5 separate regions of the Mus musculus genome follow, and all the other regions are linked to region 1. A link is a loop called in an ENCODE intact Hi-C map of the cell type or tissue named here. Cell type or tissue: left cerebral cortex. All regions are shown on one strand. Each heading gives the region's core, and the rest is flanking DNA. Links, peaks and the distances in the headings are about the cores only.

Region 1 (6,352 bases), core at 640-5,639:
CCAGCAACCACATGGTGATTCAAACCATCCGTAATGAAATCCAATGCCCTCTTCTGGAGTATCTGAAGACAGCTACAGTGTACTTACATATAATAAATAAATAAATAAATAAATAAATAAATAATCTTTAAAAAAAAAAAAAGAAAAAGAAAACACAAGCAACAACAATAAAAACAGAAACAGTGTACCTGGATGACTGAGGCACTCACTTAGCCTGGAGCTGGGAGCCTCAGCAGAGAAATCCGAACAGTCCAGGTCCTGCTAGCAACATTTCTCAACAGAGACTAAAACGTGGCCATGCTGTAGACTGGGGCTCTGCTGCAGGTAAGAAAGAAGGATGCTGAAAACCTACCTGCATTCCCACAGTGCTTGCTGGGGGGGGGGGGGGCGGCAGATAGTATGCTCTGCGGCAAGGGGTGGGGGTGGGGTGGGGGGAGACCTGAGGCTGAGATTCCATCCGCACTGGTCACCAGCTGGGTGGCTTTGGACCAGTCCTTTCCTGACCCTCCACTGTCTCCTTTGGAGGTGTGGTAAAGATCACTGGTGAAGTACTTTGAAGATGGGCGAAGACTACCACATTACAACACTAGGCGTGAAAAGAGTCACCTGTGACACTCAGTTTATAATGTTTTAAAAATCTTCTATCGCTGGAAGGGAGAGGCCACAGCACTTCTCAAAGGGACATTTCCTGCTCTCAAAATAGAAGTCAGAAGCCACGGTTTTAGTTTTCTTTTTGGTGTAAACCACAGCACAGGCGGTTGTTGCTATTAGCAGTCTGGCTGAACTGTGACCTTCTAACTTAGACTGTAGGAATCCCTGAAAGAATACTTTTCAGTTGCCAAGCCTTTCAAACAGGTTTCCCCAACTAAAGCACTGTTATCATGAATTAGGGGCTAATGGAATTGTCTTCTTAAAGGAGAACCTGCGAGATTCCAGTTAGGCCACAGTAGAGAGCCAGGAGGGTGGAAGATGGGGTGGAGGTGGGGTTGAGTATGGGTGGGATGGGGGAGGGGCTGGGAGCCATTGGTTTAGTGAACTCTTGCAAGGTAACACACTTGTTCAGAAAGAAACGTAGAATTTTTACAGTCCTTCTAATGGCGCACGAGCTGATTTGTGAATCAATCCAGGATCATAATTTACTTTTGGTTTATGGGATTTGGGAATTTTCGCATTTGTTTTAATTTGTAATTAAGTTTTCTCTACGAGGCACACCATATGCCACCATTAATTCTCTCTAGTTGATTTCTTAGGAGATACATGGGTGCATATTTTGATGTAATTTTAGAGGTCTTTTGAAAATCAGATGACTACGTGGTGAGCCATATGGGGCTTTGTTATTTAAAACACAAATTATAAAGCTAGAGAAAGCAAAATGGAAAAAAAAAAAACCAAAAAACTTCTAACGGGGACAAATTGGGGGGAAACTGGTTTCAAGCGCACAAATTGTCCACTTTTTTTCTCCCCGATATTCTGAAATCTCTGAGGATCCCGCGATGTCTCTTACCTTCTGTGAGCGCACTCTATACCACAGGTGCACGGAGCAACCCTCCCGGCCACGCTTGTGCTTTCCGCCGGGGCTGCAGATTCTAGCATCTGCCTTCTGGGAATTCGGCTGGAGCCAGCGCCTTTCTTTGCACACCCAGGCTTTGGCACTGAGCTCTGCTTTCTCCGCACCCACGGCGGCTCGGCTTTCCCGCTCGTGCTTTCCCAGGGCTCCCCCTCCCCGGCTGCCCCTCAGTACGTGCAGGCTGCAGAGCGGGCCGCGGCCCGGACGGCGAGCGCTAGGACCCAGCAGGACTCCGGGCCCGGGTGGGAGCCGAGCCGCCGACCCCGGGCAGGCGCCGGGCGCTGGAGCCGGGTGTTCCGGCCGCGGTCGGTGCAGCTCGGCTGGGAGACGGCGCGAGCCGGCGGCGGGGCCCCCCGCGAGTCCAGCGCCGCCGCAGCCCCCCAATGCGGCCGCGAGAAGCAGCTGGGGGGCAGGCGATCGAAGGTAAGGAAAATGCGGCTCTCTGGCTGCCTAGCGAGCCTCTGCCCGGGTTAGCATTGTCACCCCGAGCCTCGCTGCCCAGGCTGCCCATTTTGGGGGGCACCCTTGGCTTTTTATCTTAAGGTGTCCGCCCCCATCTGTGCTCCTAGTTTTGGATTGATTTATAGCATGCAGCCCAGAATGGGAAAGATCCAGGGATGGCGAGTTGGTTATTTTCATTAGTTTTTGTCTCAAAAGTAAGTTCATTTAAAAAAGAAAGAAAGAAAAGAAAGAAAAGTTTTTTTCTGGAATTTGTAGATAGCTGGGTTTACATTTTAATTTAAAAAATTAGCAGACAATGGATATTTATAAAAATTACCGAATAATTGATGTAATTCCGTTAATGACTTCGGAGGGAGGCGGCTCTGGAGGGTCCTCAGGCATGACTTGTATTTTCAAGGAACTAACGTGTTAAATGTGGAGTTTGGCTGGGGCAGAGTTACAGCATCGCTGTCGTAACTGTTTTGCTATCAATTATAAACAGAGTGTCTATGGGCAGTTTAAACCTCTTTTTCAAATACCGGAGCTTCATATCCCGGCGTGACATGGACAAACCAGAATGTCCATTGAAGGAAGCAGGAGTGTTTCTGTTTTTGGAGAAAAACGTTGCATTGAGGAGAAAAAAAAAAAAAAAAAAAAAAAAAAAAAAAAAAAAAAACCAGATTCCTAGCCCGGGAGACTATTTTTCATGCTTTGTTTATAGTCTGGGAATGACATTTGGGAAAGGGGAACGCGGTCTTTCTTGGGAGCTTTTAATCGTGGGGGTTATTAATTTATTTAATTTATTAGTTTCAATTGGTTGGGCTCCGGGAGCCTTCCGTCACCAGGTTATGCTAGCGTTGGGACACAGGATTGCGAAGGCGAAACTGCCAGCCCGGAAAGGACTGGACCGGGCTGGTGGAAGCTCCCCGTGGCGCTGTTGTAGGCTGGGTGCTACCGGCTCATTGAGGAAAATGGGGATGGCTCTCGGAGCTGAGGAAGACATCAGTATTTCCCTTTTGTTCCCTGTTTTTTCCATTGATCTCCAGCTCTGCCTTAGCCAGGGGGAGCAGCTCTGAGGGTGCAGAGAGCCCTGAAGACTGCACGAATGTCTGGAGCCCGCTCTAACTCTCACACTGATTGGTCAGTCTGATGGGGACTTAGGAAAACAGTCACCCGAAACCGTCTTTTAAAACCTCGTCTTAATTTCAGATCTGCCGGCTTGTACATGGGTTCCTGCCTGGTTTCTCTTTTGATCTGGGTGCATCTGGCTCGCTCTGGGTGTCTTTATCTTTAATTTTGTGTTGTTGTTTCTATCCAGATAAAGTAGGCCATTTTGGTGACAAATTTCTCTGCAGATGTCAGCTTCTAGCTCGCACTGATAGATGTGGGGCTTCACAGTGATTTCTCTCCATAAGTTGTAGGATGCAAAGTTGCTCAACTTGGAATTAATTTTTCCTAATTTTTTTTTCATCTGAGCATTTAAATAGCTACACCAACAGATGGAAGCTTAACTGTATCATTACTTTGATAATTTAAGTGCCTTGTGAATTAGTATGTTTCTCGCGCTAAATCTAAGTCTTTAGACAGTGGAAGGGAAAACAGACAATGAAAGGCAAGCAATCCCGATCAGCTTGCAGACTATTGCAAGAAATTGTGGCGTCTGCTTTGAGCAGAATACAATTCACATCCAAGAAGGGGCGGGGGTGGGGGGGTCTTTTACCACAGAAGGCAGAATTAGAGATAGGGGATGAAGCGGGATCTCTATAAGACAGCCTGCAGCCTCTCTGGACATCTTCATTTGAGCCTTAAAGTGCCTCATTAAAGAAGCTGGGTCCCAGAAGTTGTTAACCGTATAAACACTTTTCTGATTGGTTTAAATATTTAGACACAGGAAGTAGATGGTATCTAGTAACCCAGGAATGGAGACATGGTTGTCATAGAAACTGAGAAGTGTAACCCCACCCCACCCCCACCACACATGCATTCACTACCATGACCACCACTTAGGGGGGAAAAAAAAAGCCCTGCATGTCATCACAGATGCTTGGAGAACTTGCTGGCTTCTGTTAGCTTTCCCACAACATCTGTTGAAACCTGAGACCATGCCTGTCAAACCAAGGTCATTTTACAACAACAACCAAAAAACAGAGCCCTCTGGATTTCATAACTGTATTTTTATTGAAAATAGTTCAGGGAAGAGCCTGAAAGCCAGTGTGAGCGTTCATGCTTACTTAGCATTTTGGATCCTCTGAGTTAAGCAAGAGGAAGGCTGCAAAGAGTACATTTGAGCCATTAATTGTAGAACTATGTGTCTGCTTCTAGAGGTGTGTCTCTCCTGTTAGAACAAAAGTCCTTTTTTACAGACTTAGAGACCAGAATGCAGCCAGCGGAGGCAGGGTCATTTGGCAAAGGCGTTATGAAGTGTTTCCGGGCTTGCAAGCCGGTTCCAGGTGGAGTTGAGGTGTTTGATCATGAAGGTCTCTGGGGGGTTGGACAGGTTCCCTTGGGCTATGCCTGGTGCTCAGGGGAGCAAAGGGCAGGGTGTTCTTGGTGGCTGAGCAGGGGGAGGAGGTGCTCCTAAGTGGAGCGAGGACCATTTCCAGACTGCAAATATGACTGCCCAGTTGATTAGATGCATTTCCTCTCCCGTGAATGGAGAGCGGTGCTTTCCCGTTTTTGTTTTTGGTTTTTTTATTGAGGCTATTTTGGGTGGGTGGGGCGGTCCTCCAGGCCGTTAGCACACATATCAGCTATATCTTATTCATGGTGAGGAATACCAAGGAGAAAAGTTTAGTCACCTCCTCCAGCGCCCCCTTTTCACTCATTTTGCTAAGCAGAGAATAACCAAACATACCTCTCCTAAATTTTGACTTTGAGGTGCTTCAGTAAAACTTGTCGATATAACAATCAACACAGTGGCTAGAATTTGACCTGTTGTATCCATGACAATCTTTAAATGGTAAGGTGGTTTTTTTTTTTTTTAGTATTTATTATTATTAATTATGCTTAGGTGTATGTATCTGCATGTGGGTGTGGACACATACCAGAAGTCCTTGGAGCTGAAGTTCCGGACTGTTGTGAGCCCTCTCGTGTAGGTGCTGGGATCCGAACACAGGCCCTCTGGAAGAGACCTCTTAACTACTGAGCCATCTCTCCAGCACCCCTTTTAAAATATTTATTTATTTATTTATTTAAGGCAGGATTCCTCTGTGTAGCCCTGGCTGTCCTGGAACTCACTCTGTAGAGCAGGCTGGCCTCAAACTCACAGAGATCCACCTGCCTCTGTCTTCTAAATGCTGAGATTAAAGGTGTACACCACCCCCACCCTGCCAGACTCCTTAATTTCAAGGTCTTTATATTTGTGTTTCAAATAACTTCTCTCCATATGTGGTATATTTAGCACTGCACTGGACCCTTTTCTTAAAAAGGTTTTAAATTTTATTTAAATTGCAGTTTGGTACTTCTAAAAGAATATCACATCTCCCTTGTTTTTCTCAACTGATTGCCTCAAGGAGTGGGGGGAGAGATGAAAGAGTTCCTAAATATGTCTTAATGCTTATTTAATATCCTATATTGATGGTGTAGCAAATAGCTTAGAGCCATGTAGTGTCCATGATCCGATTACGGGTGTAGTTCACGATCCCACGTTATCAAATATTTGGTGCTCCGGGACTTGATGGCATGACTGGTCCCTCTCAGCAAAGGATTTCCTGTTGAGAAGTTATCTGCAAGTACAGCAAACTGCCATTGGCAGGAAACCTGACAGTTGCTTGTTTTTACAAACTGAAGGAAGTGAATGAGACTTGTTAGTTTCCAGAATCTACCTTGACTCGCTCCAGCCTGCCCCAGAGTTTGCTCAGTTCAAAGGAGGTGACCATGAGTTGTACGAACGATGAGCCTGCTTCAAATCACTGGCACTTCCGTGAATTTCCGTTTTGACTTTAGAATTGGAAGAATTAATCCTTACGCTGTCAGGTACAGCTTCGTTCACCAATACAAATGAGCAAGGTGCTCAATGAAGTCCTAGCTCATTCCCAGTTGTCAGAAAGTCACTGATAGAATCATTCAAGCTGGCACTGTTTGGATGGCTGTGCCAAATTTTTAACAGTAGTTTCAGAATACCAATCAAATGCCAAAGGAGGGAAGAAGGGAAGGAGAGAGGGAGAGGACTGTCCTTCTCTGCTTGCTTCTGAGGGGGGGAAATTCATAAAGAACATATTTCAGGTATGTGCCAACCTTGCTGGTAGCCGGAAGCACAAGGTAGGTGTGGGTCTGTAAAAAGGCGCTTGAGAGAGAAACATCACAACTTTGAAAGCATCTACTACTTGAAATCATTATTTATTT
Region 2 (6,352 bases), core at 763-5,762, 150 kb before region 1:
ACCCTAGCTCTAGAGAGACAGGACAGTCCCCTGAGCTTAATGGCCAGCCTCGCCTAATCCGTGAACTCCAGGCCGATGGGAGACCCTGTCTCAAAAAGCAATGGCTGGTTCCTGAGGAACAAGACTATAGGTTGACCTCTGGCTTCTTTGTGCCTCTACACAAGTACACACACACCCATATGAGCACACACTCACAGATGCACTTTCATATACCCCCAGAAAATTAGCAAGAAAACCAGCCCAGATATGGTAGAACAAGTCTTTAAAGTAGCACCTGGGAAGAAAGGAAGCAGATTTGCTTTGTGCTTGGTGTACATTCTGAGTTCCAGGTCAAGCTGGATTACAGAGGGAGAGCCTGTCTCATCAATCTCACTAGAAATTATTGTAAAGCTAACTATGGTGGTACACACTTGAATCCCAACACTGGAAGGTAGAGTCAGGAGGACCAGGGGCTCAAGGCTAGTTACATAGTTAGGCTAAATTAAGACCCTGTTCAAAAAAGGAAAATAAACAGTAAATATTGGTTCACCTATGAACAGATTTTTCTTCACAGTTATCTCTTTATAAGAGGTGAATGTTGGGTATTTTATTTTATTATTAAAATAGTTGAGATCTATATCAGCCATCTCTTTTCTTTCATTTAAGAAATGAAAAAGCAATCTCAGGAAACAGCCTAGGCCAAGTTATATACATGGAGAGAGCAAAGGTAGGCACTGAAGCCTGTCGCCTTGACAACAGACTATCCTACTTGGCTGGGACAGAGGCCCGTATTCTATAGTCACAACTGTTTGTAACCCAGTTCAAGGTTTTCCCATGGAAGGTATTAAATCAGTTCCCACCTTATGGACCACCAAAGAAGTAACCAAAGTGACAAACGATTATCAACCAGACTCAGCCTTGACAACCAAGAGTGAAGAAAGGTGCTTTAGGCCCTAGCGGCATTATTCAGAACAAAGCTCTAGCAGTGCTCTGTTCAGAAGAAGCACCTTTGCGTAGGTGTGCTTTCCCACTAAAGCAGTTCTTCTCTGTTCTATAAAGTCTACATGAGCTCTTTCCCCAGCCACTCTGCTGAGTAGCCACAGTACGCTTCATTCATTCACTTGACATGAACGAAAACAAGCTGTGTTGCTATGTTTTCTTGACTTTTAACTTTTGAATTTTTTGATATTGCAGAAATAAAGACTTAAAAAAATCCGCATACACAGATTAAAATTCAGAGGTTCGGTGAAAGTGTTAGGTGGGTAGAATATTGTCCATGCAAGCAAAAGGGACCTGAGTTCAGTCCCTAAGACCCACGTGAAAAGCTGGTGTGGCAATGTGAACCAGTAACCTCAGCATAGGGGAAGCAGAGTCAAGAACATCTTCCGGGCTCACTGGCCAGCCAGTCTAGAAACCGCCGCACCCCCACCCCCCACCCCACCCCACCCCTGAGCTCCAGATGCAGTAAAAGACTTTGGCTTTAAAAATCAGGTAGAGAACAATTAAGAGAGATACCTGATGTCAACCTCTGCTCTGCCCCACACACACACACACACATCTGCACATTCATGCACCCACACATATGGACGTGAACACATGCACAAAATAAATAAGCAAAAATGATCATTTTTTAAAAAAGAAATCTACTGTCATTAAGGGTAGCAGCTCACAGTGACCTGCCTTTTGGAAAAACAAATTTAAATTGGATTGGCCACAAGGATTAAAAATTAGCCTGTAAACAATCTAACCCAATAGAATATAGTATCTAATCCAGATTCTCTTAGGTTAAATTGTTAAAGTAGTTTGAAATATGAATAAAAGAGAACATTGTTCCAACTTCAGAGAAAACTAAAGATTAATCTGTATGAAAACATGAGCTAAAATTGAAATAGATCCCACACTTCATGCTTTGCTGATCCTTAAGGACTTGGGAGAGAGCAAAACAGTTAAGTTTTCTAAAATAAATCACTTCAAAAGGAGCAATTCCAATAATATTGAATTTATAGAAAAAAATTTGACCAAGGGGCTGGAAATATATTAAACGTATTGTCATAGCAACAGTCATTGTAAGGCTGAAGTCGGGTCTGGGCATCTTTCTTATTCTGAATAAGGAAGGCAAGCTTGATTTTAAATGACTTTCTAAGGTCAAATGTCTTAGAGATGGTGCTTGAATCAATTTCTTTAACAAGCTTTCCCGATTGCTACTGACTGGTATTGGATGACTCCCTTCCTTCATCCTTCCCTCCCCCTCCCTTCTCCTTTCCCTCCCTGCCTCCCTCCCTCCCGTCTTCCCTCTCCTTCCTGTTCTCTCTATCACAACCATAAATAGAGTTGCATTCATTGTTCCACTTAGAATTCCGTTTGACCCACTTCTTAGCTAATACCCAGACGTATATCCAGCAGAATGTTCCTCTCTGTGCCAACAGAAAACAAAATTCCAAGACTCTTTATGCCTTTCATCACATGGAAACCTCCTGGCCATTATCTCTGTGAATGTTTCTTTCACTGCCCATTCTTAAAGAGAATGTCCTATCAGACTGCAGTTGTGCACGCTCAGTGTGAATGGCTTATCTAACAGGTCTCTCCTGCTCTGTTCTCCAGTCTTCTCGTGCGTATTCCTCCCCCCTCCCTCCTTTCTCTCTTTATTTCAGCTGATTAATATCTGGTCTCATTCATTGCCAGGAGTGAATGCGAACGGGTGCAGCCCTTTTGGAAGTCAGACAGTCTCAGAAAGCTAAACATGGACTTGTCACATGATCCGGAGACCAAGCTTCTAGGTGTTTTACCCAACTGGTTTGAAAACTCATGCCCGTACAGAATAGTTATAGCAGCTCTACTCGTAATTGTTTAACAAAAACAGAAGCAAAACAGAAGCAACCAAAATGGGCCCTCTAAAAACCGAGTGGGTAGTCTGTGAAGTACTTGTACCATTCTGTTCAAAATTGTCACGGTCATCCAAACAAGCAAAACTGAGAAATCCCAGAATTGCCTAAGAGGCCATGGTGACTAAACATGAGAGCCTGGATGGGACTCAGGTACACATCACATTCATTGACCGAATTCTTTAACAAGCTTTCCCCATTGGTACTGACTGGTATTGGATGGCTCCCTCTTTCCATCCCTCCCCTCTCTCTCTCCCTCTCCTTCCCTCCCTCCCTCCCTCCCTCTCTCCTTTTTTTTTTCCCTCCTGTCCTCCATCTCTCCTTCCTTTCTTCATTAGTCAGTCAGAATGTAGCCATCATAGTTCATTGGCTGAATGGAGTTAGTTAGTGAGAATGTACACATTATAGTACATTCATTGACTGTGGCCAGTGTCCATTCCAACGCCAGATGCTAAGACCACAGAAGCTCAGGGCCAGGGACACAGGAACTGTCTGACTGGCTCCATAATTTCCCTGTATATATAAAACTGTTCTAAAGTTAAGTAAACTTGTTAACAACTCAGATCTTGGTATGTGATAGTGATCAGACCACTATTTAAGCTTACAGTAGGAATATTAACAAAGCTATGCAAAGGCAGTATATGACAACTCAAAGTAACATTAAAGGATACATTAGTAAACCAAATGAATGTGTCACACGCTAGTGAGATGGCTCAGTGGATAAAGGCCCTTGCCCTACAAAGTGGAAGAAGAGAACTGGTTCCCAAATGTTGTCTTCTGACCTCCACATCAGTACCATAGTTGTGTATACACGCGCACGCATGCACTATGGCAATTATATAGGCCTCTGTGCAGGACTTCTGAAGGGCAGCCTCTGGGTTAGATCTTTGGTATGTTCACAGCCTGCTGAGTGATTTTGGTTGGTTTCCGACAAAGAAGAGACCTCATATACTTTAAAGTGCCTACTTTTGGATTGCACTTGAAGATCATTCAAAAAAACAAGAAAAAAGTCCCCACTACTCTATTAATGCATTCAATATACATTTCAAGGAAAGAAATTCTTAGCTTTGGATCTATTGAAGAGAAAGGCCCATTATATTTCTTTTGAACGTCAGAACCCCTCACAGCACTGAGAAATCCATAAGGAGCTAGACACCCATGTGTCTAGACTATCTAGTTCCTAGATAGTCCTGGGGGCAGATAAGAAAGACCCGTCCACAATGGAGCACACCAGGTCACCAGTGTTCTCTGCACTCCTGGTAGGGCCTCAACATGCCCAGAGTGACAGCCTCGAAAGCCAGCATAGCTGATGGGAGATATAGCTCAAGAACTAGTCTGTCTTTCAAAGTTAGTTTATCTTTCTGGAAAGGAAGGGGTGTGTGTGTGTGTGTGTGTGTGTGTGTGTGTGTGTGTGTGTGTGTATGTGTGTGTGTGTGTACAGGCATGCTTTTGTCTGTTCAGGTGTGCATGCACCAGTGTGTATATGCAAGCCCGAGGTCAGTGTCGGGTGCCTACTCTATAGACTCTCTTCACTTTAGTAATCGAGGCAGGCCCCCGGCTGAACTTGAAGCTTGCGCATTCAGCTGCACTGGATGGCCAGTGACCCCCTAGGATCTTTCATCTCTTCCTTCTCAACACTGGGGTTCCAAGTGTGTGCCCAGGTTTTACATGGACGCTAGGGATGGAGCTGCTGTCCTCATGTGTATACCACAGCATTCTGTCAACTGAGGCCTATCTTCCCAGTCCCTCTTAAAGGTTATTAAGGCCTAGAGCCTACTTCTTTACATCATGATTTCGTACATCATATTATTCCCCCCTTATAATTGAATTAAGGTAACATAATTTCTGTTAGATTTCCTTGCATTCTAGCAACATACATAAAATAATATAGTCAGTTCCCTTTCCTCAATGGCTCTTTTCAGGAATGTATCAGTTTTGCTGACCTCAAAACATCAACTTTGGGCCTCATTGCCTTTCTTTATGCTTGTTTTGGGTTTCACTGTTTTGGGCCTCATCATTGGTATTAGTTTGTTTCTTCTTCCTTTCTTTGATCCTTTTGTTTGTTTGTTTCCTCTTTTAATTTCTTTATTATTATAAATGTCTGTAGTATCTTCCCGTTGTAGCTTTAGTTCCCTCTCTCAGGTTTTGATCTTATCTCCGTAGTCATTCTCTGTAGAACATTTTCTACTTCATGCTATGAATTTTTCTTTAACTCCTGTAGGCCCCAGTCTTCTCGCAGCAAACAGATGCAAACGCAGAGATTCAGGGTGCTGAGACTAAGTGACTGGTGCATGTTCATCCTTGAATGGGATATCCATATTAGCCTCTTCAAGGCTTAGGAAACATCACAGGAGATGGGCTGGAAAGAACAGAAGAGTCCAAAAATGGGAGGAAGGCCCTGGAATACTGTTTTAGAAACATGGCATAGCAGTGGTACTTATGACCTCATAGCAGGACCTGCATAAGACTGTGTCCATCAACGTTCAGTCATAAACGGGGGAAGGAGCTCACAGGCCCATCCCGTCTTAGAGGAGATATTAATAGCTGATAGATGCTAGGGAAGAGGAAGTTATTGGTTATTGTCTTAGGTAGTATAGCTCCAGGTACACTGCCTATGATTCAGTGGTTAACTCCACACCCATGCCTACACTGGACACAAAGACATAAAAGTGGGAGGGCCATTTGTAAGGAGAAAGAGGTTGGTGGAGAAGCAAGGGGGATAAAAGAGGGTGGGGGGCATGTAACCATAATATAATATAGAAGTGTATGTAAATTTCAAGAATAAATTAATAAATAAAAATTTTAAAGTCCCATATTTTCAAGATTTCTGTCTTGATTATGTAGAAATGAAACAGAGTGGGCTGTTGGAAGACTGGTGACTCATATACAGTTTTACTCAGCTTTAAACCTTGTGAGCTACAGTAAGAACTGGCATGTCACAATATGCCATGGGTACAGTAGTGGCATGAATATTATAGGAGTAACCAACTACATTCCGATATTATAAATCTAGCCAATTACCCATATCAGGGAGCTTATAGACCCAAGGTGGTAAACTTACCACTACTCTTATGCTAAATAGGCACAGGGTCAAAGTACCCTCCCAATCTATATTTCCATATCCATAGTTGAGTGTAGCTCTCACAAGTTTCTTTGTATGGTTAATGCGACTAATAACTGGTCAGCATGCAGGGAGTACATGGTAGTAGATTGCTCAGCCACAAATGAGACATTATGTCATGACCCATCCCCCAAAGGCTCAGGGACTATCCCAGAAGAAGGGGAAGAAAGATGTAAGGACCAGAGATAAAAGAGGGCAATAGTGAACCAGCGACCCCTGGATTTGATAGGACTGGCTACACTCATAAACACACAGCAGCTGTGGTTGCCTACACAAGCCCTGCACATGATCTAGCCAGTCAGCACTTCAGCATGAAGAGGCTCACAAGCACCCATTCGTAGTTCATGAGCTATTGATGGCTTGGGGCAGG
Region 3 (6,352 bases), core at 665-5,664, 470 kb after region 1:
TGGCGCTCGCTCACCTTTTGGTTTCTGACAGCAGACACAGTGTGACAAGCTCCCTCAGGCTCCTGGCTCTGAGGCATCTCTGCCACAGCAGAGTTTACCCTTGAAGTGAGCCCAAGAAATCCCTCTTCTGTAGGCTGCATTTGCCAAGGAAAAGCAAGGAACGACGCAACTCCCAATCCCTGCACCTTTTATTTCGAGTTTCCCATTTAATGGCATGGGTAGTGCTTGCTCTGCAGTACTGAATACAAACAAGGGTTCTTAAAAACGTTCGAACCTTTAAATATAGTGTTTATTAGGCACTGTTGGGAGATAGCTCACATTGGGTTGAAGAAATTTCTTTGTATCCTGAGTTTACAAAAAATTTTTAAGTGGATGTTCTGAGGGAGTTGTTTTTACTTGTTAATGTATTACACATCTGTGAACATGTATGTGTACATGGGGGAAAGACCCACCAGACAGAAGTTGAGGATGCAAAACAGAGAGCTTAAGCACTTGAGTCTTTCAGAAGGGGAGGGTGGGGTTTCATATACTTCTCTGGAGATATAAATAATTCTAGTCTATTTGCCCCAAATCTTACTCCTGTTGGAACAAATTAGCACAAATTCTGTGCCTGAAAATGTCATAACTGGATTCTCTTGTGGTGCCAGAGGTCAGAATTCTACTGTTGCCATCCTTCAGCTAAAGTCACAGTGTTGAAGGAGAATGTGTTTCTTGTGGGAGCTCCCGGAGCCAATGCGTTTCTGACTCTTCTGGGTGTGGGAAACTGCTACACTCCTTGGCTCACGTCCTCTTGCTCTAAGTCAGAAGCCTGGTGTCTTCAGATCTTTCTCTGTTTAGGTTGAAACATGGCCTTTCTTCCCCATAAGGACCCTTGTCACCAGTTGGGCTCACCTGAAGAACCCAGGATTTACATCTCAAAATCCTTAATCCAATCCCATCTGCCTAATCTTTACATCATATAAGGTCACAGCAATGGGAATGAAGATACCTTTAGGCTTTTTTATGACTCTAGGGCATGTGGCGTGCATCGAGTCAAACCCTATGTGTTGATTTTAAATTAAAAGAAAAAAGAAAAAGATTTGCTGTTGGCAAGCCCGTGTGATTTCATCCAAGTCAACTTCTCAATGGCCACAAGTTACCATGAATGCTGGTGGCTCAGGAGCGGTGGCTCACACCTATAACCCCGGCATTGAGAAGGTTGGTGCGGGATGACTGTGAGTTAGAGGTCTGCCCCAGCTACACAGAGAGTCCTTGTTCAGAAAGCATAGGAACGGGGTGGTTCTGCCATCAGCTGCCCACCCCGGGCTCAGCCTGCTGTTTTAGGAACAGTGTATCCGACAATTTCTATCCAACTGTGTGCATTAGTGGAGTCTAAGGTCCTTTCCATGCCATTGCCCAGGAAGCCCCGGTGGGTTTCCTTTCACCAAAGCCACTGACTTCATAGTAGTTTCAGGAGAGGTCAGCACCACAACTGCAGAAAGAGACCCTCCGTACAAAAGAAGGAAATCCCTCTGCGTAGCCACAAGACCTTCCGGCCAGGCGACCATCTTCACTGTGGATTTTGGAGGTGCCAGTTTTGATTTTCCACAATACGTTCTTTTACCTAAAAATCATTACATCTGATCTAATACAGTACCAAGCATAGAGACCCTAAGATGTCTATATTTAACATTGCATTCAGTTATGTATCTCGACCTGTGGATTTGGGGGTTACCCTTAACCTTCTTGTTACTAAGATTTCATTCCCCCAACTCTCATTTCCAACCTGGTCTGTGATTTACATTTGTATATGTTTTCTCTAATGATAATTCTGGAGGGTCACTCACAGTCAAAAATCAAACTTTATCTGGAGGGAAACACAAGGCTGGTTGGGATCAGCTGAGATAGAAAAGAGGCCACCCTCCTCCCCCAACTTCTGCAGGGCCCCTCATCCAAGACATTCTCTTTGCTGCCAATTGCCTTCTCCAAGCGAGAAAGAATAAACTAATTTTATACCTATTCAGTCCAATAACGCTCATTGTCCTACCTCCACCTCCAGTGATAAGAGGCAGGAACAGTTCATTTTCCATTGCTAAGCAACCGCAAAAACAGTGCGCCCCGCCTGTGCCCGACCGCCCCGGCTGATAGGGATCGCTGTCTAAAGTTCGTGTTTGCATTCTGAAGTCAACAGTAATTGTAGTTCCCTATTAGTCTTCATTAGGATAGTTTATGGCTGGCCTAACTCCAGTCTCCACTCAGTAGCTTGAATGTACTGTCTTCCTAGGGGAAGAAATATTTGGCAGAAAAAAAAAAAAAAACCTTGTGCGGATTTCCTCCGCTCATTTCCCTTCGGTAGGCCAGGAAAGTACGGTCCACACCCGTAGTTCCCTAGCCTGGGACAACAAGGCCACTGTTGAAGGCATTGGAGGAAACGGGTGGGAAGAAGGCCGTGTACTCCTGGGCTGGCTTCCGTCTACTCTACGGAAAAAGTAGGTCAGTGGTGCACAGGTCCGTTTGGTAAAAGAGCTCTTGCATTTGGGGGCCAAACGCACAGCCCTTCTTTCCAGAGCAAAGGTATGTAGGGCCTTTTTCCATAGACCCGAGTCTCCTGGCTGGCTGACTCAGGACTGGGTGAAACACTGGCCTTACTGTAGAGGTTCAGTCTCAGCCAGCTTGAAAGAGCCGCTCTGGGCCACCAGCTTCCATGTGTTGACTCACCTCGAGGCTGCCAGCCTGCCAGCCTAGTTGCCAGCTTAGTCCGGGAGCAACCCAGGCCCTCACATAACTTGCCCTTTTAGCCCCAGCTCAGAGTTCCAAGGCTGATGGGGGGTGTGGGGTGTGGACAAATATAGAAAACCGCTTCGAGCAATTAGTGAGGATATTACCCTCCTTCTTAGACCCCATCCTCAAACATCCGTTTACTCTCAGCACTTTTCAGAGACAGTGTGGCTCCTGACATCCCTCCTCTACCCCATTCCTTAGAATCGCTGAGGATTTGTTAGGGCCATTCTGGAAAACAAGCCTGCTTGCGCCCCCTAGTGTACACGCGAATCAAAGCATTATAAATTGAGTACCGAGAGCTTGTCTCCTCCAACAGACTGGGGCAGCCCCAGTCTTGAGGCCTAGGGCAGGGACTAGAAACCATCCCTAAATCTTGTCCTCCACCCCACTCTCACCCAGGCCTGCTCTTCTTGAGTCCTTCCTTAAAGTTACTTCCGCATGAAATCTAAATCAAGTCGTTGAAACACCTCACGCTTACGGAAGGCAAGGAGAATCTTTGCCTAGTGGCGGACAGTGCAGAAGCCCAGTGGCTGTGAACTGACACCGGAGTTCAAGTCCCTTTGTTTTGCTACAGTTTTTAAGTTGTGCCATCGGCTCTCTTGGGTACCAGACACCCTGGGATGATGACTCCTTAACAGAAAAAAAAAAATCCTGGAAGGAGAAACTGAATTGAACAGCATGTTTCTTGGATCCTGATCATCTTGAACTTCTGTCTCTCCCTGTCTTCTTCTGTCACCAGAAGGAGACGGGAGAGAGCCCAAGAAAACACAGAGAATCTGTTGCCAGAATCTAAGGCAGGAACACTGAGGCCTGAGGAGGTTACCAGGAGCCATGCAGACACTAAGAAAACCAGAAAACCACCTTCTGGGGTAAAGAGGAAGGTTGCCTACCAGAAAGCTTAGTCCTCAACCAAAGACTTACTTAGACACTCTTCCTAGGTTGGCTCACTTGATGGAAGTCGAGGTGGGCTGGCAAATGCATTTCGTGTCCTGCGCATGAAGTCTGAAGTGTAGAGAGTGTTCCTGAAGGATCAGTTTGAGAAGTATCGTGATTGATTAATAATGTCTGCTGTGAGCATAGAACATATGAATGCTGGTATACATAGAGACTAGGTAAGGAAGTAAGAGCGAGCGTGCTTTGTATACATAGTATGCCATAGTATCCACCAGGGGTGTTATTAGTGGGATTAAATTGATTCCTAAATTGTCTGGAGTCTAGAGAACTAATTGCCACCATTCCCGTCCTTACTCTAAAGTGCCCCATCACTGCCCGATCAGAAGGCTGATGTGGGAGAAAAACAAATGGCGGTGAGAATATTGTTTGAGTTTCCCCACTCCTAGGATACAGAGTTACGACTCCACAGAGGTATTAACCGAATGTGTCTGCATGCCCAGAGAGCTAGCAAGTGCTCTGAGCATGTGGAGAAAGGGTGGGACTGTCCAAAAAGCTTCCAAGTTTGCGCCCTTGTGAGTTACTCAATCCAGAAGATCTCACCGGAGAACAAGGTCATTGCCTGCACATCATAAACACAAGACAAGGAAGAGGAAGAGGTGGCTCCAGGGTAGAGTGCTCACCAACCCCCGACCCTGTAGACTTTCATACAGCCAAAGGTCCTAGGGTAGGTATTGAAGGGCTGGCTCGTCTCTAAGACTGTGTACCATATCCGGAGGACACCCACAGGTGGCCACAAAGTACTTGGATCTCAGTGTGTTGCCCTACAAGATGCACCCAGAACCTTTGTCCTTTTCTTCTCTGTCATTGCTTCCATTTAAGTCTTAGCCAGGGTCACCTCTTCCTGGAGGTAGAGGCGTATAGCACTGGCCCCTGCAGTAGTCAGGGGCTGAGACAGGGTCTCACTATGTGTAGCCAGGCTGCCTTGGAATTCATTATGTAAGGCAGGCAAACTTCAAACCCATGGCAGTGTTCCTGCCCAAGTGCTGGAATTCTGAGCATGAGCCCCCACAATTTGCTGTCCTAGCCTCTTGACAGTGCCCCCATCGGCTTTATCCCTCCAGGCTACCTGTGCTCTGGAGTCCCCTCTCCAAGCATCAGTCAATGGCATGACCTTTTTGAACACAGGACCCTAGCATCACATGCTCCTCTCTCTATAGACTCCCCCCTCTTCTCCCAAATCCTCACAGAGCACCCTTGGTTTCTCTCCCCACTCCCATTCCCCTTGTCTTGTATAGCTGCAATAGCTCTTCAGAGAAAATACTTCTGCTCCAGGCCCTTCTTTCCTGAATTTCTCTTTCCCTTTCTGTTTGGCTGACATCCTCTCTCTGCTTGGATGGTAGCATCTTTAGGGAACTCACAGAGCACCTTAGGCTGTCCTTAAGGCACCTATCACCATCGGAACCAAGTATCTGTAAAATGATTTGCACATCAGCTATTCTCTGCTAGCCTGGAAGGCTCAAGAGAGGCCCGGAACGTTATTTGTCACCGTGTCTTAAGGACCATCTAAAGCTCTCGCACACTTCCTAGCACAGAACGGATACTTGATAAATTAATAATTTGGGGTGGGTTTGAGGGAGGGATGAGTGGAAGAAACTTTCAGAAATTAAAGTTTGCTTTCACCATTTGCCCACCCTACTGAAAAAGCTAGAGTTGGTGGATGTGGTCCAGCAAGAGAGAGGAGAGAGAAGGCCAGACTGATTGAAGCAGAGGGGCAGAGGGGTGCCATGGGACCACAGCTTTATTTCCTAGGGATCTCAGGTTTGCATTTCCAAGACAACCAGAAATGTGTGCCCAGAATTCTACTTCCCAAAATGTAATTTAAAAAAAAAAAAAAAGAAAAGAAAAGAAAAGAAAATCTAACCCCAAACTGACTAGAGCGGAGGGGAGGAAGTTAAACCCCAAGCCTCCATTCATGCTGCTGGGAAAACCATATTTAAAAAAGAAACAACAGGCCCCATCTCTGTACTTTTGTGGCAACTTTGAGCCATCCTTGCCAACCACAGCAAGCTAACTGCCAAACGGCATGTTGCTCTGCCACGGGAGCATCTGAAATCTAAGGAAGTTGATGTGTCGAGCAGTTTTCCAAAGCTCATTTCTGTTTTTAAGGCAGACTCCAAAGAGTTTTACCCACTGATTGGTCATGTAAATTGCTACCCCATGGCTCAGTTGCAACACAAGGGAAATAACATTGGGTTTGGGCTCCCTGACGTCTGTTTAGGGATCTTAGGCCTGAGCTACTGGTTACTTTAGTGGAGGCATGGTGAGGAAGTGGTGTTGGAAAGACCGTGAAGTGTGGGAAACTTTGCAGGGTCTTCCAAAGACTAACCTTGGGGTCAGTCTAACAAGGTTAGGATCTCGGTCATGGGGCTGGAGAAATGGCCCAAAGGCCAGCATGCTTGACTTGGAAGTGAGAAGATCTGAGTTTGCTCCCTTGATCAAATGGATGAAATGACATGCATTTAAAGACTCAGCCCCAGGAAGGTGGAGGCTGGCAAATCCCTAGGGCTCCCGAGCCACCAACCTTCTAGTCTGCAAGCTCTAAGGGTAATGAGAGAACTTGTCTCAAAAAAAAAAAATGCCTGGTGTTGTCCTCTGGCCTCCACACACATGAGCACACCTTCACACTGTATTTTCACAC
Region 4 (6,352 bases), core at 910-5,909, 320 kb before region 1:
TTCAGGAGGTCTTCTGGCCTGTACGTATGTACCACCCACAGAAACATAAACACATATACAAACACACAAAAAATTAAAAACCAAACCAAACAAACAAAAAAAAAAAAGACCACAACCAACTAACAACAACAACAAAAAAATTAAATACTGGGACTTTCTACATTTATTCTCCATCCTAAAGCAAAGAGCAGATCTCAGATGTTGGGGTGAGAATTCTGTTTCTGGTCTGAGAAAGAAGCTGTTTGTAGATTCCTGTTTTTTTTCCAGTCAGAATCCTGCTCTGTGGTCCAGATTTGCTGGGTACCATACACTCTTCCAGCTCCCCTGTCTACGGTGCTGAGATATTAGGTGTGCTCCACCAAATTGGTTTTCTCCCTTCCCAACATAAGAAATTCTTCACAAACTCGTGTGTCATCCTTGCGCAGACACCATGCTGATCTTTATCATCCAGAGGCTGGCTGCTGCCAGGAGCACAGTCTGCAGAATCCAGAGAGATGCTCACCATCTCGTCCCAGGTGAATACAAGGACCGTGGCCTGTATCAGTAAGTCAGCATCTCGGAACCCCGAAAAGCCTGAGCAACCTCTCGGGTAACTCTAAACTCCTCAGACAATTTTTAGTGTTACCTGCATTTCCTAAAACCACATTGGGGGGTGGGGGGTGGGGCAGGGTGGGGGCATCCCTACCAATAATGTACAATGAGCTGGTAAAATAAACAGAAATGAAGTTTTGAAAAAGACATTTCTCAGAAAGCAAAGCCCCCTGTTTGGTCCAGGCTTTACGCGAACTTTAAGTCTGGAGATGGCTGACATTCAAAACTATGCTGGAGGGCTGTTTACCATGGAAGGAAATAGCTAATGAACTTGTACCTTGTCATTCTGCCCACCAGGTTACCAACCTCATTATGCAAACAAGGTCCTTCTCCTGCTGGAGAGGAGCTGCTGCGATGTAAATGTCAAGATCGTGTAGGAAATGGCTTCTAATGTGGAAGAGTGGATCTGGTCAGCATCCGATTGCACTGCTCCCTCCAACAGGACCAGGTTCCCAGCAGGCCAGGGAGCTTTTGGAACCAAAGACCAGCCTGATAACATTCCCCACGGCTTCCTTTCCACAGTTTATTTTCTATCTCACCAGGCAGTGCCTAGCATAGCAGAAGTGCAAAGTCACAATAGTAGTAAGGGACATCGAAAGAAGGAGAATACAGGTGTACCCCTCTACCCACCGAAGTCCCAGCCTGGAATCAAAGCAGCAGTGATTCCCACAGTGGAAGCAACTGGGGCCTGCCACCGACTGGGCACATAACAGCACCCCCCTCCAATTCCAATTTCTACTTAAATCAAGGAGAAAGCTAAGTTGTAAAAAATGCTTTACATTTTGCTTCTGAACTCCCAGTGGGTCCCGGACTCCTCCACAGGCACCTGTAACACTTGTTTTCCTGTCAGTAGAATGTAGCTTATGGCTCCATTACAGCTATCACAGCAAAATAAAGTCTACTTTGTAAAAGTATTTACATAGGAGTAGATTCAAATAAATATGAAGAAAATAACAGCATATGTGTAAAGAGAATAAATAAAAACTAAGGCAGGCGAGGCAATGGAATTTGGCAGTGTTGGATACTGTACCAAGATGGGGGAAAAAATCTTATGGAATCCTTTCACCAGACAGCAAACTCAGAATGTCATCAGAAATTTCCTTAAGGGCTTTTAAAAATATGCATGGAGGGCTAGAGCTTTGAGCCGTGGATAAGAGGGTTTGCCATGAGTTCCAAAGCCCAGCATAATACCTGTGCCTATGACCCCAACATTGTGATAGTCAAGGAGGTCTGAGAGTTCACTGGCCAGTCACCCAGAAAGAAAACTGCCGCCATCTTCAGGTTCTGTGAGATTCTGACTCACTAGAACAGGGCAGAGCGCAACTGAGGAAGACAGTCGGAAACTGCCTGTATAGGTGTGTGTACAAACACACACACACACAACAGCTGATGAAAAAAAAAAAGGCACTCCGCTTAGAACCTTGCTTCCACTATTCCCCGGTTGGCTGAGCAGACTCAGTATTTCTTCTATATAGACACTACTCCTCAGACATTTAAGACAGAGGCACCAGATTCTTCCAAGGTGGTCCTTCCTCTGAGCCGGGAAGTAAGCAGAATTGAGGTCGGGGATAAAGAGTTAATAATATAAAGCTTCTATCCTAGACAGGTTTAATTTCAGGGTGAAAGGCACACATTAACACATAAAAAGCCTAAAAGTCAAGATGACTACAGATGCTCACTACATTTTACAGGGATAACTTTTCTTTGGAATCATTTGTGGCATAGCATGAGACCTGGGAGGGAAAGGAATCCGCGGGCTAAAAGGCAGTCGAGAAACATTCCAGACAGATGGAATCCAACCTGCTGAAGGCCAGGAGGAGGTAGCTAGGTTCTAACTGTAACACAGGAATGGTCCAGAAAGAAGGGGTGGGGACAGTAAGGCAAGTTAAAAGCCGAATTTTATTCTAAAGACAATGGGACTCCCAGTGAGAGTGCCTTGGCCCGTCTAGTCTTTTAAAATGATCATATGTAACACAACTTTGTGCACACGTGGCGATAAGGACGCTTCTGCAGGAGCTGGGCTGTGGGGTGCTGACGATGGTCAAGGAGCAGTAATTTGGGGGTACAGTAAGCAAATCGTAAAGCTGCCAACGTTCCCCGAGCGCTCAGCTCTGCCCAGACACAATTCCAAGCGTACAGACTCATTTCAACCTCAAGACAGCCCAATATCACGGCGGTGTCCCTGGTGTGGAGCGTGGTCCACGGAGGGAGCGAAGGCCAGCGGCTCTGCAGCGCGTCCCAAGGGTTAGGAGCGCAGGGTCCGGGGCTCCCGGGACTCAGAGCGGAGGAACCCTGCCCAAGGACCCCGGCCTCGCCGCTCTCCTCGCGGTCCTCACCGAGCCCTGCTGGCCTTCCACTACCACATCTGATGGCAGCGGCCATCGCGCCGCCATGAGGAGGGCGGGCGCAGAGTTACCGCCGCCGCTGCCGCCAGAGCCCGCCCCGAGCCGGCGCCCGCAGCGGCAGACACCTACCTGACCCGCCAGGCCGCCGCCGCCGCCGCCGAGACTCCGCCCCGCGGCGCGCCCGCGCATGCGCGCAGTTCAAACTCGCCGGCGCCGCCGCCTAGCTAGCCAGCCGCTTCCCCTTCCGGAAGCCCCCCACTGGGTCCTAAAGACAGCCTCATTTGCCTGAGACCAAGAGGACCAGAAAAGAGCCGAATGAACGCCTCACTCTCTGCTAGTTTCCTGTTGAAAGAAGAGAGAAACAGAAAGCTGTGGTAGCTTCTCTCTCGAGGTTAATTTGCAAACAACGACTCCATTCTGGGGATGCTTTTAGGCAGCTTCAGGCTCTCAAGGCTAAGACAGCGGCGTGCTCTGGGAGATGGGTGAGCGGTAGAAAAAGACAGCTGCTTCAGACTTTAAAATCGACTGCTAGATAAAAAGTTAAATGAGCTCCCATCAGACTCAGAACCTCCTTTGAAGGTTTCTCCTTTGAAACGGTCATGTTCTTGTCAATCTCACTGATTTGCCAGAAGGGTAGAGGGTATTCCTCATCTTCTATAAAGATGTCTGGTATGGGATTCTTGTGCTGTTCCTTAAGTCAGCCTCACGTCAGGCATCGCCTTCCGGGGGGTTGAATAATCAATTCTGTGTAAACATTCAAAAAAACGGGACATTCCGTTTAATTGTCCTAGACACAGTGTTACGTGCCAGGGTTACCAAGAGGGCGAAAATAAACATAGTAGCTGCTCTGCGAAGGCCGTCCAAAGACTTGCAGTTTAAAAATGAATCTTGGTGTTCACTCATTATTTGTGTTTGTGTGCTTTTTTTTTCACATTCTTCGTGTGTCTCCTGCCAAATCTAGCAATGACACGGGTCAGAATAATCAAAAAGAGTTTATTGTAAATTTGGGAGAGAGCCTGAAAGCAATCAAAACGAGTTAAGAGAGCCCAGAGGTACCAGACCTCCCTTAAGACAAGAAAAATCGAGTAGGGGCGGGGCCAAGGTCTGGGAGCGGGCCTTGAGGCCCCGCCCCATCGTTAAACAGCGCCTTTAACCAATGACAGTACGAAATCAACGCCAGTGGCTCGGAGACTGACCAATGGGAGGAGACGTTGGAGTTGCGCGGCGAAGTTGAGTCCCAGCGGTGGTGGGCGAGGCCGCAGTGGCTGGTCTGTGTTCTCGCTGCAGCGGAGGAGACGCCTGGCTTGGTCTCCGTGTCGGTGGCGATGTTCTTGTCAGAGGCAGGCGCAAGGCCCCGAGCAGGCGAAGCCAGCGCCTCAGAACGCAGGAAATGGGTGAAAGTAGGTGTGGGAGCGCGACCCGAGTTCAGACTTAAGCCTGACCAGGGCCACTTCTGTCACCCCTCTTGGTTCTGGCATTGCTGCAGGACTCTGATCACTTCCCCGCCCACCACACTGTCCACGGATAATCACCTCGACCTCCTATCCGTCCCATCACCTTCCCAATCCCAGGACTGAGCTTTCGAGTACAGTTTATTCCAGCGGTTTAGAGGAATGGATTTGTCAGCCCCTTAAACTTGGTCAAGTTCCTTAAACTTTGGGGAGAGGGGACAGAGGGAAATCTTTAACTCGGCGGTTATATTGCTTGAGAATTAAAACTAGAGTACTGAAACTGCATTTTGAAAGCTCCACAACCAGGTTGAGTTTAAGATGTCTGTGTTTCTGGTTTCTGGCTTACTAACTGTAGATGTTTAATATTCCTTAGGTATTTAAAGCATGCGATGAAGACAACAAAGGCTACCTAAGCCGAGAGGACTTTAAGGTTGCGATTGTAATGCTGTTTGGGTACAAACCCTCCAAGGTTAGAACGTTTCCTCTCTTCCCCTCGTCTCCTTCTCTCTCCCTTCCTCTTCTCCCTTCTTTAGATGGGGCGGATAATGCTGTAGAAATGAATCCTAAGAAAACTGGCCAGGAATACTTTCTGATACCTGTAGAGCAAATCTCTGATTTATAAGCCTAAAATGCCTCCACCACCTAATTCCCCGCAAACCCCTCCCCCCTTTAAAGGCCCAAACAGGTGCAAACTAGGTATCTATGCCAGTAGAGGCAACAAACATCTCCACGAGTATTTATAAGAAATATAGGGTGGTAGAGAGTGGGAGTCTGGGAGGGGAAGGTGGTCTTGTAAGAGGAAGAATCCACCGGCTAGCTGATACGTATAGTAAAGTTTCTGGGTGGCTTTATTTAATTGGTAAAAGTAATATGTTCATACAGTCCACAAGATCCCTTCTCTTTACGCTAGACTGGGGTCCCACTTATCAGGGGTTAACCAGTTTCTTCTGTATTGTTCTACATACAGGTATAGGCACAATCTTCTACAGAAGTTCCACACTGTTTTATCTTAACATCCATTTTCCACTTAGCAACAAACCCAAAGCAAACCACATTACCATCTTAAAATACAGTTGTACAATATTCTCTTTAGCCAGTTTACCCTTTGTTGTTGTTTGGATTAACCTGCAAGCATTGTCTCAGTGATCATCATGTTACATCTACATACACCCATAGATCATGCCTTTTGTGGAATACATGCGCACATGTGCCTCTGGGTGTGTATGTGAGTGTGAATAAATCATGGATATGTAATTGCTGTACTTGGGAGCATTTGATAGATCAGGAATTCAAGGTCAATTTGGACTACACAATGAGACAACATTTTAGAACAATGACAAAGAAATGAAGATACCAAAATTCTTGGAAATATAATTGCTAAGTCTAAGGATGTACACATTTGACTTTAATTATCTTTCTTTTTTTCTTTTTTTAGAGAGGTAGGTAGGTAGGTAGGTAGGTAGATAGATAGATAGATAGATAGATAGGCAGGCAGGCAGGCAGGCAGGCAGGCAGGCAGGCAGGCAGGCAGGCAGGCAGGCAGGCAGGCAGGCAGATTGTGGCCCAGTGAGCTTCCTTAGGGTGGTTTACAGAAGGTGGGCACCTTATAGCCCCTCTGCCTTCCTTGGCAGGGTTTTGACAGGCCAAGTCTTGTACAGGTAATCACAGCTGTTGTGAATTCAATGGTGCAGAAACCATATGGTGCTCAGAAGCCAGCACTGCGTGTCACTACCCCCACTTCCTCTGATTCTTACTCTTTCCACCCTGTTTCTTCCACACGTTCCCTGAGTTCCACAAGTACACCCTGTGGAGGGTGGACTTGAAATACTCTGGCTGTTAGTTTCCCGAAAAGGCTGCACACCTCCTCAGTAATTAGACCACAGCTGAGCCCCAGTGAACCTTCTATTTTAGTATGATAGTTTCCTATTTACCCCTGTCTCTGTGCTGTTCTGCTTGCCTGTTATA
Region 5 (6,352 bases), core at 874-5,873, 280 kb before region 1:
GGAAACTGATAGATAATCTAGACATTTTATTTTATATATCATATTGTTCTTCCCTTAATGGTCAAATGTTTTATTATATCTCAAAAATATAGCTCCTGACTTAGGAATACCAATCTGATAGTAATGGGGGAATAGACTAAACTCACAGTTCAAATGTCTACAACACCAATAGACATGTTAATACATAGTGGGGAGTCTCACAGGGTCCTACCCCTAGGTAAAGAGCTATAGGCAACTAGTGGCTACTAAGATGGGGAAAATTAGTCTCTCCCAGGGATGAGTCCCATAATTGGTTAGGTAATATAAAATGGTCAGCCTTAGATCATATACACACAAGTAGACTAAATGGACTCAGCAGGATATGTGTGCATATTTGTGTATGTGTATGGATATTATGTAGTATGTATATGTGTACATGTATATACATATGTGTGTATGTAACAATTACAATGAAAGAAAAAAGAGACTGTCAATTGAAAGGGGAACATGAGAATTGGAGAAAAGGGAAAGGGGAAAGCGATATCATTATATTTTAATAAAAAGTTTTTAAAGAAATTTAAAACTCTACTGCCCCATGTTCAGTCCAGCCTTATTCACAATAGCCAAGATATGAAACAACTTCTGTACCCATCAATGGGTAGATGGATAAAAGTGATTATGGTATGTAGCTGTATATACATACCTTTAGCCATATATACACATGCATACACATATAAGGCAAAATATTATAAACACTATTTGCCACCATTTGAAGAACATTAAACCAAAGGAAATAAGCCAGGAAAAGAGGGACAGATTTTACATAGAGTCTTTCACCTGTGGAATCTAAACATCATAAGATTGATAGAAACGATAGAATTGGCAGCTGCCAGAGTCCAAGCAGTGGGTGAACGGGGTGGGATTCTTGGTTAAAAGAACTACTTGTAATTCTAAAGTGAATGCATCCTAGTGATCTAATGTGTCACATGATCTCTGTAATTAAAAAATAAACTGTATTTTTACCACAGTTCCTAAGTATTCTTAAAGCATACACAAACACAAAGGAAATGTATCAGATGATGAGTATATTAAGTAGCTTGATTGTGGAAATCATTACACAGGGGATACATCAAGGCATCATATTTTATACTGCAAATATACAATTTTTGATGTTATACCTCAAAATAAGTCTATCTATACAAACTTAAGTATTATTCAAGAGTCATGCTACAGGATATATAAAAATGAAAGCAAAGCTTACAAAATACTTTTCTTTTTAAAGTTTTAAAAGATTTTTAAATTTTTTAATTATTTTTTAAAATTGTATGTATATGGTTATTTTGCCTACATACATGTCCATTCGGCACATGCATGGCTGGTACCTGTGGAGCCATAGAGAAGGTTAGCACAATGCTTTTCTTAAATATCTTACTTAAGATCCTTATGGCCCACTCACACCTTCAGATAGAAGCCCTGTCTTGGAGAGGACACACCAGCACTCATTGAGGAAGAGGGAAGGCAGAGGAAGCAGCTCGAACAGGCTCCCTCCTTGAATGTATCCCGTCTCGCTGGAGAAGGCAGCTAGTGAGCATGTAAGTGAATGAAGAAATGATATGAGCAAGAAGACAAAGAGGAAGTTTACTTGTTCAGAGTTTATGTGCCAAAGTCATCTGTTAAGTTGGAGAGAGCAGCTTTGGTTTTATATTTCCCTATTACTAATTGTCTTATTCATTTATTTCCTTTGATTGTGTGTTAGGGGATGTCATGTGTATGTTTGTGTGGGCCCATTAATGTGTGTGTGTTTGTGTGTGATGTATGGGTGCATGAATGTGAATGTGTAATGTGTGGGTACATGATGTGTGTGTGTGTGTGTGTGTGTGTGTTTGTGATGTGTGGGTACATGATGTGTGTGTGTGATGTGTGGGTGCATGAATGTGAGTGTGTGATGTGTGGGTGCATGAATGTGAGTGTGTGATGTGTGAGTGCATGAATGTGAGTGTGTGATGTGTGAGTGCATGAATGTGTGTGATATATGGGTGCATGATGTGTGTGTGTGTTGTATGTAAAGTGCATGGACGTGAGTATGTGATGTGTGGGTGCATGATTGTGTGTGTGTTGTGTGTGAGGTGCATGAATGTGTGTGTGATGTGTGGGTGCATGATTGTGTGTGTGTTGTGTGTAAGGTGCATGAACGTGAGTATGTAATGTGTGGGTGCATGATTATGTGTGTGTGTTGTGTGAGGAGCATGAATGTGCATGTGATGTGTGGGGTGCATGAATGTAAGTGACATGTGGGTATGTGAATGTGTGTGTGTGTGTGTGTGTGTGTGAGATGTATGAGGTGCATGAATGTGAGTGTGTAGGTATATACACAGAAGAGGGTATCAGATATCTTGCTTTATTGATCTCTACCCTATTCTCATTAGAAAGGTTCTCTCCCTGACCAGAAGGTCTCTGTTTTGGCTAGTCTGTCCATCTGGCAGCTGCCGGGATCCACTTTTCCGCACCTCCATTTGCTGTGTTTATAGGCAGGTGCAGCCATGCCCAGCTTTTTTACGTTGGTGTTGGGTATTCAAACTCAGATCCTATGCTTGCCCAAGCAAGTGCTCTTACCCACTGAGCCATTGTGCCAGCTCCCATTTGTCTTCTTTATCGGGCTTGCAATTGTGATTTTTATGTAGAGGCTGACTATACATTGCAGCCTCTTCTGCCTGCCTGTCTGTCTGCCTGTACATAGTCTAGTAGAGAGGTCTTCAGAGACTAGATTTTTCATACTGCTGCTGTTATTCATTCTTCAGGGTATGTTTGTCATGACCACAAGTGACTAGATGTACTTTCCATGGCAGCAAGTTCCCACAAATCTCTTAATTTACTTGTTTGGGGAGGGCAGTTTCATAGGTTTATTTGCAGTCATATCTTCACCCTCAGGGCTCTCCCAAACCCTCCGTGTTTAGAGCACATTGCCAGGCATGTGCCCTTAACTAGGAAGGCAAGGTCAATAATAACATGTGAAATCAAGAATCTTTTACACATTCAAAAAATATTTAAATGTAAATTATATCCTCAGTCATTTTACTTCCACCCAAACTGATGTCTGCTATGGACACCAACGACTTGAATGGTATGCAGTCCATTGAATTTGCCCTTTTTCAAGTTTCTAGTTTTTATTGCAGTTCTCAGTCTTTGCTTTAGAGTCTGTGTTTATAGTAGAATAAATCAAATTAGCTCCAGTAGGTAGACTTAAGCTAACCAGAATCTGCCTCCTTATCTGAAGGAACCAGTGTGAGTGAACATTAATTTGGCGGACAAAAGAGGCATTTTTAATTTTATTTGATGAATGAAATAAATTACTTTATTATAAATTAAATGTGAAATAAACATTTATGATCTGTTCTCAAGGAATAAAACAAATTGAGTGCCTAGCATATGTGTAGTAGATCTCTTTGTCCAGTTGGTGGTGCTAAGAACTCTGATTTAATACATTTGTATGCGCGCGCGCGCGCGCGCGCGCGCGCACACACACACACACACACACACACCACACACACACACACACACACACACGCCTGACTGAATGGAGAAGTTAAACCTGAAGCCTTTCTTAATAAATGTTATTTTTACTGGGTTTTGAATTTTTAGCATAAAGTGTGTGCCCAAATCATGTACTTTCTAGGGTTAAGAAATGGATCAAATCTCTCAGATGGCAAGCAGAATGCATTTATAGTAAATTCCCGTATCGAGATGATTGGCCCACGTTAATGCCCATCTATTGGAAATTGCAGGGTTGTGTGACATCTAACTCCATCCTGCAATAGCCTTTTGAGCCAGCTCATCTGGAGGAGACGGGTGCGGCTGGTAATGGATGCTGGAGAAGTGGAGTGGTGGTCCTGGTCATGTTTATGTGCCAGAGTTAGATTTACAGATGCTGATGGCCTATGGCTATTAGGAGTTTGCTTTTCTATGGATGTATTGCTGCGACAGCCGGCACATTGCTTTGCTGGGGTGAGGTTTGTTTCTTTAACCCCCGAAGCCCTTGCTTACAGCTCTGATGAGGCCGCATAGAGCGCTAGCACGTCGCACAGGCAGATCCTGCACAGTTCATAACCGCCTGCCAGCTCCTCAGCTTCTTTACAGCCTGCCTTCCCCAGTGGCGGCACAAACATTCCCTGAGGTCAGGAACATAAGGCCAGGTGCACCTTTGCTTTTGTCCACCTTAATGCTTCCGTGGCTGTGTGCACAGACTTAGTTCCTTTGGTACCGGTAGCAAAAACCCTGAAGACTTAGCAAGGGACAGGAGACCTTCCTCATTTCTAGGGACCCCTTATGCTCTACACCCCCAAAGTGATTTTTTAAGGTCAAAAAGTTCCATAAAACTGTTAGATTTACCCAAAAGATACTACCGTTGTTTTATCTTGGTTCCAGACATTTTCCTGTCACCCACAGGGATGGCTTCTGTATGTCTATATGAAGCTGTTTAAGGGTGGAAAAGGAAGTGCCCATTTGCTACAAGGGACAAAAAGGTGGTACCAAGAGTTTGTTTAGGTACTGAGTTATTCTACAAAATTTTATCAGGCCGTGCTGGGTCTTGGGCTTACAAAGATGTACTCTAGGAGAGCCTGAACACATCAGAGTCTGTGGGTTTAAAGAAGCCGGATGCTGGGTGAGGATGTAGCTCGGTGGTAGATTGCTTGCTGGCATGTGTCAGGCCTTGAGGTCAACCTCAGTGACCACTCCCCAGAAAAAAATCTTACAGAAGCTGCAAGATCCTCCCACCATGTCGAAATTAATAAATGGTCCTGTTGCCTAGATTTAAATGTATTATAAATTTATAAACGTAGGTTATAGGAGTATCTGTCATTTAGTTGAACTGAGAGTTTTAGTACATTTTCTGTGTTTTGGCTCAGAAGGTTTCTGTCCAATGATAACCGTGAAACACCTGATGGTGAAGCGTTTGCTAATAGAGAAGTTAAAAACACCAGAGCCAAGTGTACCCTCTTTAAGAACTAGCACAGCTAACGGCTTTGCCATGATCAGGTCTTTGAGATTTGGCCTTTACAGTGCCTTGGACTTGAATAATGGAGATGCTCAGGAATCATCTACAACATCCCTTTGCACAGCTCAGAAAATGGAGCCTGAACTAACGCTTGTGTCTACCCAAGGTCACGTAGGTCGGATCCTAACTGGGATCAACTGACTTCCAATTCCACGATACTGTGTTATTTTCCTCCCTGACTTTGACACAGTGAGCCATTTTCCATGTAAATAAAAACAACTGTACCTTGTTCCGCCTCAGTAAACGTCCATACTAAATATGGAATGCATTCCTGCACAATTGCACAATGCAAACCCGGCCTGCTCCTGAGGCAGGTAATTAAGGAGCTGCTGTATCCATGGCAGAGCCCGGCTAGGGAAGGCAGGGCACACCAGGCTCTGAATGTGCAGTTCTCAGCCAGAGCCAAGGAGCGGTGGCATGGCTGTGCCCAGGAAGCAGACAGGCTTTCATTTGCCGGTTGGCTCGCCTGCTTCTTGTTTCTCGCTAGATGAATGGCATTGTATGCCGCAGGTGTATTAGTAATTTCTGAGTTTGTTCCCCACTAAAAATGACCTCATTGTTTTCTGCTGCTTCTCCATAATTATACAGGAACAGGAAAATAAACCCACCCTGAGTACAGTCCGAAGCAGAAATCTTGTGTTCTTTATGCAAGTTTGATTTATAGACGTGAACTGCAGAGCAGAGTGACGAGGAAACATTCATCTTCCCATTGCTCGTTGCCATGGCAACGGAGTACACAGAGTAGTGTCATTCCAGTCCTGGTGATGTCTGCAGTAGTTTATTCCTTTGTTGTGCGCGTTTCTTAAGCAACTGCCTCGCGTTCTCCCATCATTACAATTAATCATGCATGCACGTCCTTATCTTTCATCGCACATAGAAAGTACTAAAAAATGCATGACAGAAATAGGGAGAATTTAAATATGAGTGTGGCTTTAAACATGCATTTATAATTTCCCCCTCTCAGTCCCTTTGGAAAAATAGGTCATGTAAAAAAGAAAAACTTGTATTAATGTATAGACGTTCCAATGAGGAGAGCAAGGCAAGCCTTTGAGGAGAAGCCAGGAAAGCTTACGGAACGTTACATCCTGAGACCCCCAGAGTGTCCACCTGAGTCACTTCACATTTTGAGTAAAACTTTTCCCTGTCCCCCCATAAAAGCTTCTGGAGAATCTTTTATTTTTATTTATTTATTTATTTATTTATTTATTTATTTATTTATTTATTTATTTATTTATTGGTTTTTCGAGACAGGGTTTCTCTGTGTAGCCCTGGCTGTCCTGGAACTCACTTTGTAGACCAGGCTGGCCTCAAACTCAGAAA

Evidence for each region. Peaks named below come from ENCODE experiments on the same cell type or tissue, not always from the same donor. Only the 100,000 strongest peaks of a DNase experiment are listed, where the experiment ranks them.
Region 2: it touches region 1 in a loop (1.8-fold over the local background); 3 of 42 quality-filtered maps call a loop at or near these places.
Region 3: it touches region 1 in a loop (2.9-fold over the local background); 8 of 42 quality-filtered maps call a loop at or near these places.
Region 4: a loop joins it to region 1, with 3.0 times the contacts of the local background. A loop is called at or near these places in 5 of 42 quality-filtered maps.
Region 5: it touches region 1 in a loop (7-fold over the local background); 11 of 42 quality-filtered maps call a loop at or near these places.

Annotation. Positions count from the first base shown.
Region 1 is chr12:99,559,109-99,565,460 of GRCm38, reverse strand. It overlaps Gm26839 (predicted gene, 26839), which reads right to left and starts at 1,620. Exons shown (of 4, transcript NR_136760.1): 1 at 1,505-1,620; 2 at 189-318. It also overlaps a transcript of Foxn3 not described here. In left cerebral cortex, for the core only: no CTCF peak of the experiment used is centred there; DNase peaks (open chromatin) are centred at 1,713, 2,545 and 3,028; H3K4me3 peaks cover 2,755 bases; H3K27ac peaks cover 2,014 bases.
Region 2 is chr12:99,708,317-99,714,668 of GRCm38, reverse strand. It overlaps a transcript of Efcab11 not described here. Among named protein-coding and RNA genes, the nearest start is that of Gm19951, 68 kb to the right of the region's middle. In left cerebral cortex, for the core only: no CTCF peak of the experiment used is centred there; a DNase peak (open chromatin) is centred at 2,793.
Region 3 is chr12:99,093,753-99,100,104 of GRCm38, reverse strand. No RefSeq gene overlaps it. Among named protein-coding and RNA genes, the nearest start is that of 4930474N09Rik, 66 kb to the left of the region's middle. In left cerebral cortex, for the core only: a CTCF peak has its summit at 3,018 (motif pointing left); DNase peaks (open chromatin) are centred at 2,733 and 3,018.
Region 4 is chr12:99,881,266-99,887,617 of GRCm38, reverse strand. It overlaps Efcab11 (EF-hand calcium binding domain 11), which reads left to right and starts at 4,176. Exons shown (of 6, transcript NM_030172.2): 1 at 4,176-4,336; 2 at 4,761-4,856. The coding sequence starts at 4,262. It overlaps Tdp1 (tyrosyl-DNA phosphodiesterase 1), which reads right to left and starts at 3,100. Exons shown (of 16, transcript NM_028354.5): 1 at 3,066-3,100. In left cerebral cortex, for the core only: CTCF peaks have their summits at 2,974 and 4,202; DNase peaks (open chromatin) are centred at 2,582, 3,160 and 4,117; H3K4me3 peaks cover 2,480 bases; H3K27ac peaks cover 1,198 bases.
Region 5 is chr12:99,836,008-99,842,359 of GRCm38, reverse strand. The region is part of intron 5 of Efcab11 (EF-hand calcium binding domain 11); the gene reads left to right. Among named protein-coding and RNA genes, the nearest start is that of Efcab11, 44 kb to the left of the region's middle. In left cerebral cortex, for the core only: a CTCF peak has its summit at 3,404 (motif pointing right); DNase peaks (open chromatin) are centred at 3,441, 3,718 and 5,746; H3K4me3 peaks cover 111 bases.